2 separate regions of the Mus musculus genome follow, and region 2 is linked to region 1. Evidence: chromatin contacts called from ENCODE Hi-C or POLR2A ChIA-PET data. All regions are on one chromosome and are shown on one strand. Each heading gives the region's core, a stretch centred on a gene start or an enhancer-like site at or near the end of the contact. The rest is flanking DNA. Distances are from core to core; before and after follow the strand shown.

Evidence for each region. A loop is a pair of places that touch in the nucleus more often than their neighbours do. ChIA-PET counts read pairs that join two places held with the same protein, here RNA polymerase II (POLR2A).
Region 2: a loop to region 1 is called in a map of left cerebral cortex, with 2.0 times the contacts of the local background. The contact joins the enhancer-like site here to the promoter of Sash1 in region 1. A Hi-C loop is called at or near these places in 2 of 37 maps with a recorded cell type or tissue (heart and left cerebral cortex). POLR2A ChIA-PET finds 5 or more read pairs at or near these places in 3 of 5 experiments (Patski and embryonic stem cell).

Annotation. Positions count from the first base shown.
Region 1 is chr10:8,882,586-8,889,319 of GRCm38, forward strand. Sash1 (SAM and SH3 domain containing 1) reads right to left here and starts at 3,485. Exons shown (of 20, transcript NM_175155.4): 1 at 3,139-3,485. The coding sequence starts at 3,273.
Region 2 is chr10:8,925,183-8,931,916 of GRCm38, forward strand. It overlaps a transcript of Sash1 not described here. Among named protein-coding and RNA genes, the nearest start is that of Sash1, 42 kb to the left of the region's middle. Within about 2 kb of position 3,985, at least 1 of the 3 ENCODE cell types and tissues checked has a DNase peak (open chromatin) inside an H3K27ac peak, as active enhancers do; it is left cerebral cortex, where a contact is called at or near this core.

The DNA of each region.
Region 1 (6,734 bases), core at 2,235-4,734:
AAAATCTAGGCCTGGCCACACTGTAATACCAAGGGGGGCGGGGAAATGGCATGTTTGTGCTTAGGATTCACACACATTTCACAGTTTGCTATTACCTTAGAAGCGCCTGGATTTTGGTTTGGCTGATGGAATTGCCCAAATGTTAGCTTCTGCAGGACCAGAATTCATTAGCACCCTCAAAAGGAACTTGTTATAGGGATATTTTAATGAGACTTCTGTACTTCACAAGTACACAGTTCTTTTTTGACTTTGACACTATGCTCTTAGTACCCAGTTAATTCCAGGCACTGGGACCTGAACACTGGGTTCAGATGCCGGCCGACCCCACTCTCCAGATAATGAGAAGTAGAGCTTTCCATGAGACAGTCTCTCTTCAGTTACAATTTCTGTATTGACTTATTAGTGATATTTATTCTATCACTGCTTACTTTCCATGGTTTAAACTGTTTTATTATTCTCTCAGCAAGTATTTTGTTAACAATTATCTGAAAGCAACCATTTGCTGCTTATCTGTGCACTGACTGAATTAATTTATAAGCAAAAAGGTGTTCTTGTGAACTCAAATATTCATACCTTGTTTACTGAATTAGAGCTAATAAATTAACTAATGACGCCATGCCACAGCCTTCCCTAGATTATAACGTAGAAATTCCACCCTCCCCCTGCCTTGGCCCTGTTAGGAACGGGGGTGGGGGTGGGGGGGCTCTCATTGTTCAGCACTCTCAGAGATAGGGTCCTGCTCTTCTACCTACAAAGGTGTTCACCTACTAGGGTGATAGGCAATGGTCTGGAGTCAGATCAAACATTGTCACCAACAATGTACAGGCCATTAGTCAAACCCTTCAGATGACTGTAGACTTCCATAATTAAAAACACAAAATAAAAGAAACTGTACCTCATGTTTCAACAAAAACGGAGCCACCCAAACGTCACCTCTGTGTCTTGAAATATTGCCCCAAAGATGTAGGTTTTAATAAACACGTGGAAGGCAGCTCTCTAGTGGTAGCAAGAGCCCTCCTCATAACATAGGACCTTCCCACTAGTATGTACAGAGGCAGGGCAGCCAGGTCTACCTCTCTGCATTTTACTACCGAATGCCCAACGTTTGTCCCAAAGGAAATGGAGACTGTATAAAGGACAGGAGAAGGGCTGGACCATACTGACGTTCTCTCCTGCTTCACACTCAACTCCAGGCTGAGTAAGAAAACATCTATTTTCTCTTTCATCTGCTCTTTGAATACCAGGTTTGATCTTCTAGGGCCCCACCCCTTCTTTTACCTCAGCCAAAGAACACTCAGCTACAGCTACCCCGACAGGGCTGGAATCTGCCAGGGAAAGGGATGCAAATATTCAGAAAGGGTGACCTGCCAATCCTCCTCCCCAAACAGCACTCGGTGTGACTTTCACTTTTCCCAGCACTCCCCTCCCCCACCCACCCACCCAGGGCACACCCACCTAAAGGATGGCAACAGGAGATACTATCAAACCAGCATTCTCTGACTGAAAAGTCAGAGTGGCTTCTGGGCAAGAACCAAGATAAGGTGTCTGCCGGTCTAAAACTTAAGATTGTCTGTCACCACTCACAAAACAATCGCTTGATTTCCTGCAATTCAACTGAGCATTGTATGTATCTCTGAAAAAGTTTAGGAAACGCAACAGATTTTAAATCCAAAAGACTTACGTACACAGCATACATACATAAAATTCTAACGTAGGTAAATATGTCTTTTATTATGTATTTGAAAGCACAGACAGAAATCTTTAACCCAGGAAAATGAGATACACTGAACTTCAAGATGTCCAAAAAGATGAGACATAGGCTCTATTTGCAAGAAAAAATATATACAGAGCTGTATTCATTGACCATCTACCATTCATCTGGCAATATGCTGAGTGCATCATACACATGGACATAGTGCCTCTCATAAAACCCAAGACACATGTCTTCCTGTTTTTCAAGTGAATTGGAGAGTCAGGAGTGAATGACCTTGATATGGTAATTGTAGACAGACAACTGGGGAGCAGGGATTTGAACCAGGCTAACTAACTTCAAAGCCCAAGACTTTAACCACTATGGAGAAAACTAAACACTGTATCGTGCCCAAAGAGGCACTGCTAAAACCCTGGGGAGCAGGGATTTGAACCAGACTAACTCGCTCCAAAGCCCAAGACCTTAACCACTATGAAGAAAACTATATCGTTCCTAAAGAGACACGGCTAACACCAGAGACACGGCTAACACCCTATCCATCCAAGGTAAAATTTCATCCTCAGTAGAACTACTTTCCAGAACTAAGATAAATCCATAGGCAGTTTTAACCACTGGCCAGTTCAAAACCTCTTTTGGGGGGGTTTGGTTGGTTGGTTGGTTTTGGTTTTTGGGTTTTTTTGTTTGTTTGTTTTGTTTTGTTTTGTTTTTGATTTTGGGTTTTTTTTGTTGTTGTTTTTGTTTTGTTTTTGTTTTTGGGGGATTGTTTTGTTTTGTTTTCGAGACAGATTTTCTCTGTGTAGTCCTGGCTGTCCTGGAACTCACTCTGTAGACCAGGCTGGCCTCGAACTCAGAAATTCGACTGCCTCTGCCACCCAGGTGCTGGAATTAAAGGCGTGCGCCACCACGCCCGGCAGTTCAAAACCCCTTATCAGCACAGATTCAGCAATATATGCCTTATTGTTCTCAGCGCCAAACATATAAAACAAATATCCTGTAATTCTACAAACTAGAAGAGCTGAGGGCAGAGCAAGTAAACACCGTGGTAGTTCTGCACAAGGAAACGGTTGTTTTCCTCTCATGGGCACAGGACAAGCCCTGTGCGGATAAACATCAATACCGAGAGGCCATGAGGAGTCCACTCGCCAAATATTTACAAGTAGTATTTACATCTACTCTTTCTGGCTTTTTCCACGCCAACTTTTCTAAGCAGGTGTCCCTAATTACAGTCGATTGTTCAAGAGGTGTCTCTGATGTGACCCGACAAGTAGGGGTTTTTTTTTTTTGTTTGGTTGGTTTGGTTTGGTTTGGTTTTTCTAAATTACAGTTTCAACCCCTATATAGAGAATACAGCGGAAAGAAGAAGGGTGACCAATAGGTGGGCGAGGGGTGAGCCCCGCTTCCCCCGCCTGCCTCCCCAGGTAGCTCACCAGGATGCCCATCACGTCGGTCCAGAGGCGGGAGATTGACTCGGAGACACCGGCCTCGGGCTCCAGCTCCCGGGCGGGATCCACCTCCGGCTCAGGCTCCGGCGCCGGGCTAGCAGCTCCCGCGTCCTCCTCCATGGCCGCGTCCCCGTGCGTCCGCGTCCGGGTCCCCGCGCTGCCCACCGCTCGCAGCAGCGCGTCGGCCGACGGGGCGCAAGTTCCCCGCCCGCGGCGTCACCGGGCCGCGCCCCCGCGTCGCATGCCCCAGGCTCCGCTGGGTACGAGCACCACTGCCAGGACTGGCACCTCGATCCCGGGCGACCGCGATTGACAACTCCAGAAACTTTTCCTAGCCCGGCCCCGCGCAGCAACAGGGTAGCTGGAGCAGAGTCCACAACACTGGCTGCGGCGGGGAGTTCACGGGACCAGGGAGACAAGAGCCACACCGCACGGGTGCTGCGTCCTGCTTCGGGGACCGGCTCCGGGTGGCACACCACTCGCCTCTACTGGAGAGTTTGTGCAGGGCTGGGCAGGGGACAGTGACGCCTGTGGACCCGGGCTAATTAGTCCTGGACCCCTCTCTTTAGAATGAGCTCTTCCAACTCCACATGACTCCCTCCCCTCCAGGCTCAAGAAAGCGTTTAGCAACAAAAGGTGCTCTGATGTCAGGCGCTTTGCATGGAAATGAGCCTCAGCCTGGCCAACAAATCGCCTTTTGAAAGCGCCACCGCGCCACGGGCCCGGGGCCCTGCACAAGTCCCCAATCGCGCCATTCACCCGCGCCTTCCGCCACTGAAACTGCAGAAAGTTAATCTTTAAGCCGCTCGCTGAGTTCGAGTTTAAGAGGAGTCCGTATGGTGACAACCCCTGGAATTACAGTCCTGTCTGTCAGGCTTCTTGGAAAACAAAGTGTGACAAAGCTCGCCTGGTCACGAGCCATTGTTTGGGTCGTAAGTCCGGGCGTTTCGGCTCCCGAGTGGCCGCAGTGCTGTGCACTTCTAGGGTTTTCGGATACTTAAATGAGACCCTCTCTGAGCTGTAAGGGTGTGTTTTGTTTTGTTTTGTTTTGTTTTGTTTTGTTTTGTTTTGTTTTGTTTTGTTTTACGTGGAAGAAACAGGCAAGGGGTATGTTCAAAATAAAAGTTAATTTTATGGCCGCTAAGCCCATGCACAGTTCAGGCCTCGATATGTTAATCAAGTGAAAATGCCAGAGGGAAATATCCCTGAAGAGGTCCTTTTTCCCTCTTCTCCCCCTCCTCCTCCTTTTAAAAACCAATCAAAAAATTTTTTCTAAGAGATGACAGTGCCTATCCTATTTGATTTTGTGGCTGCTCACTTTGTGAAACTAAAGAAACCCACGGAATCTGCCCCTTATTAAGGAGGTGGAGTGGAGAGGGGATGAAGTGAGGGTCCCCCGGATAGAACAATTACTTCTGAAGTGTCTTCATCTCTTTCTCAGCTTTCATACATTGAGAACAGCAGTCTAAGTAATGGGTGAATAGCTCTCACCCACAATGTCAAAACGTAAAAAGAAGTAAAACCCTAGCATAGCAGTATGGGCCTATAAGGCTGGGAAGTAGAGACATCGGGATTTTCGTGGCTTTAGTGGCTGCCATTCCAGACAGCTGGTAAGCTCCAGGTTCATGGAGAGATTGATCATGTCTCAAAAAATAAGGTGGTGTATGGTAGAGAAAGACACCTGACATCACTCTGCCGTCCACAGGTATGTGTATAAGTGAATGTACACACACAAGATTTTACCACCCCTTCTCAAACTTTTTTGGTTGGGAGGGTAGTGTGTGTGTGTGTGTGTGTGTGTGTGTGTGTGTGTGTGTGTGGTGTAGTGTAGTAACTGAAGAAGAGCCCTAGAGTCTGAATCAGTGGAGCCAGGCCAGAAGTTTCTCTGGGCTAATGCAGTTCCAGATGTTGGGATTCAGGGCTGGGAGGAGTGAACTAGGTGCCCATTTAACATTTCAAAGTGGACCTGGCCTCTAGATTTTTCCAGAATCCCTCAGTCCCCTTTGCCTGGCCCTAGCCTACCAGACCTGGGCTTCCCCTCCCCCAGGGGCTCTTCCCTATATAATCAGACATTTTGTTTTCTCTCCTTCCTCCGTCCTTCCCTCCCTCCGTCTATTTCTCCCTCAACACTCACTCTCTCTCTCTCTCTCTCTCTCTCTCTCTCTCTCTCTCTCTCTCTCTGCATCCTCTTTCTTAATTTCTCCCCCCCCCCACCCTCTTCCTTTCTGCATGGTGACTTTCCCTGGTCTTGTTCCTTGGGACTGGTGAACCGATTGAGAGCTGCCCCCCAATAAACCTGCCTTTCGAACTTAATTTGTCTTGAATTGGTTTATCCTGTCGTCGGAGAAACCTGTGTCCCAGCTGCCAGCTGCACTGGTGCTGTCTGATGCTAGGAGTCGAAACAAACTCCACTAAGGAAGAAAATGGTTTTATCTATAAAGACACCAAAATAAATGGTGAGAAAAGGAAAATAGACTTTATAGGGATCTTTAAGGTGGAGACATGCAGTCTGCTCTCTGCATAAAAGCCTACAGAGTGAGTTATGCAAGCAGGAGTGGGGTTGGGTCTAAGAAGAACCCATCCAGACACCAATCAGGACTCTATGTCTTTTTGACTCAGATGACCTGAGGGCCTTTCCATGCTACCGTTTCCCTATCCAAGAGGAAGTAAAGTCAAGCTAATTGCTACCCGGCTGGCCCTTCAGAGGCCAGGATGCTTCCAGGTCACCTAAAGCTAGCAAGGCCTTGCTGTAACACATGAGCTACATCTGAACCTTAGCTAGCATTTGGCGCTTATAGCAGGCTGCCCTTTAATCTGCTTCACAGTGAGCTCCCTTTCCTGGCAGTGCCTCTCACCTGGCTGGGGGAAGGAGATAGACAATATGTTGGGGGTGGGCATATGGCTATGTCTATGGTGGCAAATTACATTTTTGCCTGACTGTCTAGTGACCCCTCTACTTCTGGAACAGATAATTTTGACCAGGGGCTTAGTGGTTAAGAGCACTGACTGTTCTTCCAGAGGTCCTGAGTTCAATTCCCAGTAGCCGCATGGTGGCTCACAACCATCTGTAATGGGATCCGATGCCCTCTTCTAGAATCTCTGAAGACAGCTACAGTGTACTCATATAAATAAAATAATAATAATAATAAAGGTGAAACAGAAGTGTTTGTCTCTCTCTCTCTGTCTCTATCTATCTTTGTGTGTGTGTGTGTGTGTGTGTGTGTGTGTGTGTTCTGTCTATTTTTAATGACTTAAGCTTATACACCCCAACACAGACAGAAAGATCAGGAGTTAAAGGCTGGCTTTGGCTATATAAAACACTCAAAAATAATAAACAAACAAACATAAGTAAATGCTGAATCTCCTTATCAAATTTCATGAACTAACTTAAAATGTAACTAAACATTGCCCGAAAATGAGTCTTTTCTCCTACAAATGCCTTCCCAGGTCTTTAAACTATTCCTTTTCCTTTATCAAAGAATTACAATCATCCCTCATCTTCATTTTTCATCTGATTTTGGTCTATGTTTGATTTCCACAAACCCTGTCAAGGTAAGGAAAGTGTAAACTCTGGAGAGAGA
Region 2 (6,734 bases), core at 2,735-5,234, 43 kb after region 1:
GCAATACTAGGACCAAAAAGTGACAATATAATTTAAAATGTTTTAATTAATTAATTGACTGATTAATTAATTACAGTACTAGGAATCAAACCCAGGGCCCCTCATATGCTGGCAAGTGATTTACCACTGAGTCACAGGATGGCTCCTTGGTTTTTTGTTCTTTTTTTTTTGTGATATTCACTCCTCAGTAGGAGAAAGAGTTGAAGACATGTGTCAAACAGTGTTCTAAAAATAGCAATAAAGAGAAGCAGCACCAGGAAATTGTCCTAATCACCCTGTTTCCTATAGAAAAACTGCGGTGTTATTGTCATGTCTGCACTGTGTAGCTGAGCAGTTATGAACAGTGATGACAGGAAGTGCTAGGAATGGCGTGAGGTGGACCAGCCGAGGATAAAGCGGGGGGAGGGGGAGAGAGCACAAAGAACGAAGTCCCTCTTATGTCTTTCATTAAAAAAAATGATTTATTTATTTACTTATTTTATGTATGTATGAGTACACTGTCACTGTCTTCAGACACACCAGAAGAGAGCAGCAGATCCCATTACTGATGGCTGTGAGCCACCATGTGGTTGCTGGGAATTTAACTCAGGACCTCTGGGAGAGCAGTCAGTGCTCTTAACCACTGAGCCATCTCCAGCCCTCCAGTTCTTTTCTTTTCTTTTCTTTTCTTTTCTTTTCTTTTCTTTTCTTTTCTTTTCTTTTCTTTTCTTTCTCTTCTCTTCTCTTCTCTTCTCTTCTCTTCTCTTCTCTTCTCTTCTTTTCTTTCTCTCCTCTCCTCTCCTCTCCTCTCCTCTCCTCTCCTCTCCTCTCCTCTCCTTTTCTTTTCTTTTCTTTTTTAAATCTTTTAATTTATATTTTTGAAAAATTTACACAATATATTTTGATTAGTCATCCTCTTCCCCCAGTTCATTCCAGATCATGCCCCACCTCCTGACACTCAGCCACTGTTCCCCTCTCTTTAAAAACAAAGAAAAACAAACAGTGCTTCCCCTCCACTCAAAAACCAAAACACCTTGGAGTCCAGTTTGTGTTAGTCAACTACTCCTAGGCCTGGAGCCTGCCCTGGAGTGTGGTAGATATACCAGTGGTAGCTTCACTGAAGAAAACAAACCTTTCTGCTCACTGCAGCAATCTAATGCCAACAGCTCCTTCACTAGGGATGGGACTCGGTGCCCACTTGTGTCCCACTCTGGCTTTAGGTTGGGCAGGTCCATGGCTATCACAGTCTCTGTGCATCTATCTGTCTTACTGTGTTGGAAAATACTTTTTTCCTTGCGGTCCTCCCCTACCACCTCTGACATTTACAATTTTCCCACTTCCTCTTTCACATAGATAGATTCCCTGAGCCTTGAGGGCAGGGCTGCGATATAGACATCCCATTTAGGACTGAGTGCTGCAAAGGCTTTTTTCTGTCTCTGCACATTGTTCCTGTGTGGGTGTTGTTTAGTTATTGTCTGTAAGAAGAAGTTTCTCTAACAGGCTGAGCATTGGTCTATGGGTATAACAATGTATCTTTAGGAGTGATTTTTATTTCCATGTCTGTTTGACAGAGTCATAGTAATAAGTCTCTGTCCCTAGGGTCCCTGGCCTATACAGCTCAGGTTCTTGGCCTCAACAGTGTTGGGGATGGCTTCTGTCTTATGGAGAAGGACTTGCATTCAATAGAATGTGGCTGTTTATATTCCCATAATAGTCAAGGTACAATGTATCAGAAATCCTAGTGCTTAACTTTGAGGTATCATGTACAATGGAACCAAAGATTAACATCTAAACGGTGTTGGCTGTGCTCTCAGATAAAAATAGTCATCATGGCTTCATGAACACGTAAGACTCTTCACTGCAGTCATGGCTTGTTCTTGTGTTTAACATGTGAATGCTGCCAGGACAGATCTGAAATCACCATCAGGTAATATATTAACAAGCAGCATCCCAGTGTCGGAACTGAACCATGGAGTACTTGTATACAGCTCATTGCCCTTGGGCCAGTGAGCTAGCTCAGTAGATGAGGACATTTGCCATCAAGGGTAAAGATCTAAGTTTGATGTCAGGGATCCAGATTTGGGGCAGGGGGTGGGGGGGGGGTGGAGAAAGGAACTGACTCCTAGCAGATGTCTTCTTAGCTTGACAGGTGTAACTTACATGTGTGTGTGTACACACACAATGGAAAGCTCATTGCTCTTGGCCTTAGTTTCTATTTTTCACATGTTTTCCAAATCCAAGAGCCTTGCTAGTGTCAGCAATCTAGAGCTAGATCTCTGAAGCTGACTGGTCTTATCAAGAAGCTGATTTTCCCATGACAAAGGCCACTACTGGTGACCATGAAGATCTGAGGCTCCCCATAGAACCTCCTTCAGACAGATGCACTTGAGGCCTGGAGACAGACAAGGGATGAGTCTGCCCTCTTACTACTCTATCCCAAAGCCATAGAAAAGGACAGCGATGACAGAAAATGAAGTGAGAGGCAGCTCTGGAGACAGTGACGTAATCTGTAATCAGGGAGTTTTGGGTCAATCAAGTCTTCAGCAAGGGACGACCAACTCACAACGTTTGCATAGGGTGATTTCACTCTTGCTCCACCTTGAGCCAATAGTGGTAGGTTCCTTCCATTTCTCATCATGCACTCACAATGTGCTAGGTGACTTGGGCTAGGAATGCTCCCTAGAACTTGACACTGCCCATTGTCTTCTTTTCTCATTGTCCTTCTTTGGTGTAGTAAAAACCAAAGGTGCGGGTAGGGGGGTGAGGTGGGCAGGGATGCCCTTAAATTGTGCTTCCATGAGACTCAGCAGTTTCTTTTGACTGACTACCTAGCAGTCTAAAGATCAGAAGGTAAACTCTATGTGCCCTGTCTTGTTTGGCAACCATACCTGGCTACAGACGATTTTGTCAATGTGCTACGTTCACTGTTAATCTAACTGCTAGCAAGACCCATTTTTCTGGCCTTAAAGTAGACCAAAAGTTGAGTGGTGTGTGTGTGTGTGTGTGTGTGTGTGTGTGTGTGTGTGTCTGTGTGTGTGTATGTGATGTGCATTCGGGTACACTTGTTCAGGAATGCACATTCCATGTATGTCTGTATATTGGCTTGAAGACTGAAATCCAGTTTACTGAGAAGTAGAAACCTGCAGAATTAAAATATTCTTGAACTCCAGAGAAAAATGACCATGGGTATATAGCAGACAAGTATGAATATAGTGGTTCTGGGGGTCAGAGGTCAAATGACTTGCCACACAAGCCTGATGACATGAGTTCAATCCCTGGAGCCTACCTAAAAAACTGCATGTGGTATCTCCCAGCACAACATTCCTGTGCCAAGATGAAAGGGCAGAGCCAGGAGTGTTGGCCAAGAGCTCATGGGCCAGCTAGCCTGGAGAAGGATGCACAGCTGTAGAGACTCAGGCTCAAACAAGGTATAAATTGAGAACTAATTTCAAAAAGGTATCCTTTGTCCTTCATACACTGGCACCCACATGCCTGCCCCTGTATGTGCACACCCACAGATTTATGAAGTGAGAAGGTGTTTTTAGCCGAGAGATGGCCTCCTGTTTTGTGTAAAGATGAATATTCGGCCGGAGCTTTTCCTTCTACTTCCTTGTAGATTTCCAATTATGTTCAGTTTTAAGTACCTGATCTTTTAAAGCCCCTGTATGCTGCTTCTGGTTAAGTCTTCCTTTTGGAACAGTCTATGTTTCCCGGATGTGCTAGTGGTAAGGGAGGGAGCAGGGCTCATGTTATGGGCAAATCCCAGGGCCACTCTTCTGCCTACTCTGCCTTCTCTAAGTGATTGAAAAGCGCACTTGACACACATTCCTTTTCTAGAGATCAAGCCATAATTAAATCCAGGAAACCTTGCTGACGGTGGAGCCCGCAGGTGTTAGATTTGCTATTTGTTCTTGCAAAAGCCCACAGTTCTGGTTTGTATGTGGCTGCCACTGGCAGGGCCAGTTAAGGTGACTCTGAAATGTTTGTTCTGCCTGCCGTTCATTTTGTTTGGTGAAAATGAAAGCCTGCCAGCAGAGTGGAGCTGCTTGGAATACAGATGTAGGCATTTTCTTACAAAACTCAAGAAGACTAAAGGTTAGTTCCCTACTGGGCCAACAAATAAGAAACCATCACTGAGCAGTTAAGAATAGGTAAATACAAACGGCTCTTGCAAGGGGGAGATGTCTGGTGGAATGCCTGTGTGGAACGCAGGCTTAACAGCTTCATCAAAGAGAATGTGTTAAATGCTCATTAACTAAATGTACAAATGATTCCCAATTGGGAGGTGTTACAAACAACAGAGGAAACACACACACACACACACACACACACACACACACTAATTACATGCATGTATGCACACAAAGCAGAAAATGCAGTAAACGTCGGCTTGGCAAACAGACCTGAGATTAAATCGTCATAAATATAGACAGCAGCAACATATGCTCCCTCCAGAGTTAAGTTGAGAATTCTTGAATGGCAAGATTCAGGATTGGCAGGATGGCTTAGTGGCACTTGTTGAGGTTCGGTCTTTTGCTATGTATTGTAATGTTAAATACTGACCCCCCCCCCCCCCCATGACAAGGACAAAAGAGAAACTGCATGCAGACCCAAACAATGCTATGTAACTTTGTTCCCCGACTGGCAAATAAAGATGCCTGCAGCCTATAGTTGGGCAGAAGAGAGATAGGCAGGGTTTTGGTTCCTGGGCTTGGGGTTTGAGGAGGACCACAGGGGAAGAGAGAGAATGGAGGAGGAAGATGCCATTGAGTAGGTGAGTCATGAAAACATGGCCATGAGGGCTGGCCAAATGGAGTGAAGAGCAGCCCAGATGGAACATGACAAGTTGTAATGGGGTTATTAGTGGGGAAGTAGATTCTAATAGTTTAAAGGATAAATACCTGTCCAGCTCTAGTGCTGATGAAGGCTTATTATAAATATAAAGGTTTGTGTTTTTTATCTGGGAACTGAATGATCAAAGAGAGAGGAGAAAAACTCACTAAGATTAAATATCTACTACAACAGGTAGTAGATATTTTGCTTGTTGCTAAGTCCTCAATTTGATATCCTGAACTCACAAGGTGAAAGGTAAGAACAGACTCTGACCTCCACACGAGAACTGTAGCTCATGTAGACTCAAGAGTGCCTGTACATGCATATACCCATATACATGCACACACACATATACATGCATATACACACATACACATGTGAAAACAAATAGCTATTCTTCACTTCTGATGAATGTTTTTGGGATTCTCCAAGGAAGGTTGTGGCTGAGGGGGCAGAGACACTAACATCTTCACACTTAGAGGGGAAAGTCTGGGGGTCCCCAACACTGTTACAACTATCATCGGAGAAGGCCTGATGCTGACATGCCTCTAGACTCAAGATTTGTAACCAAAGTCCTTTATTTTCCAAGATTTTAAGGAGACATCAGCCTATACCATCCTCTGTAGTGGAGGGAAGGTAAACCTGGACCTGGATCACACTGGACCTGGATCACACTGGCACCCTTCATTGCCTCTCTGGTTCCCCAGAAGCCACTATGAAGACTCCTCAAGGTTACTTTGGGTATTACATAGGTATCTTCAGGGAACTGGGGAATGACCAGGACCCTCTGTCTCATCCTGATACTGTCAGAGAGCTGGGACAAAAGCCAAACTTCTGTTCTCATCTCACCTCAGATGTGACTCTTTGGACTTTGTATGCAGGCTCTTGGGACAACACACACACACACACACACACACACACACACACACACACACACACACAGTAGCCAGGTAATAGGCAGAGGCATGTGGAGGACTGGGTGACATAGTACCTGAGCTGTAGTTCTGTGTCTGCTGTTCAAGTCTTTGTACCTCACTGGATTATAGATCCTTGGTTAGCTTGGGGCTTTGCTATGGACTGAATTGGGTACCCTTCTAGATTTATATGTTGATGTGGAGAGAGGGTTTTAGAATGGGTGCTTGTGTCCAAATGAGGTCATCATAGTGGATTTCAAGTCAATGGGAATGGTGACTTTATAACATGACATTAGGACATGGTCATATGTAGGGAATGACACATGAGCATACAGGAAGAAAATGGCCTCCTCCAAGCCAAAAGGAAAGGCTCCAGAAATAACCAATCCTGTTGATACGTCATCTTAGACTTGCAGCCTCTGGAACAGGGAAAATAAATTCCTGTGACATAAGTCATTCAGACCATGGATTTTCTATAGCAGCTTTAGGTACTAATATAGAATTTTAAAAGAAGGGGGCATGAAGCAGAGACAAAGAGGTCTTTAATCCCATGATGCCGAGAAACATTTTAGAGGAATGATATATTCACTACAACCATGACGATGATGACAACAATGACGACAACGATGATTACCACCACCACCGCTGCCAACACTGCCACTACTGATGCCCAAACAGGGACTTATGTATCCCATACTGGCTTCAAATTGCTACATAAAGAGGATTACATTGAACTTCTGATTGTCCTGCCTACAGCTCTAGGGTGCTGGTATTGCAGGTATATAATACCATGTGGTGCTGGGGATCTTTATTGCTTGCTAAGCAAGCACACTTATCAACTAGACACACCCTTTAGTTCAAGGATCGATCCTTTAGGAAGGATTCAGTCTTGATGTATGATATAAGAAAGTTAACAAGCACTGTCTATGCCTAGGTAGTGCAAAAGTTCCTCTCAAAGCCAAATTTCAACTCTAACAAACAGGACCTATTCAATCTCTAACACACACA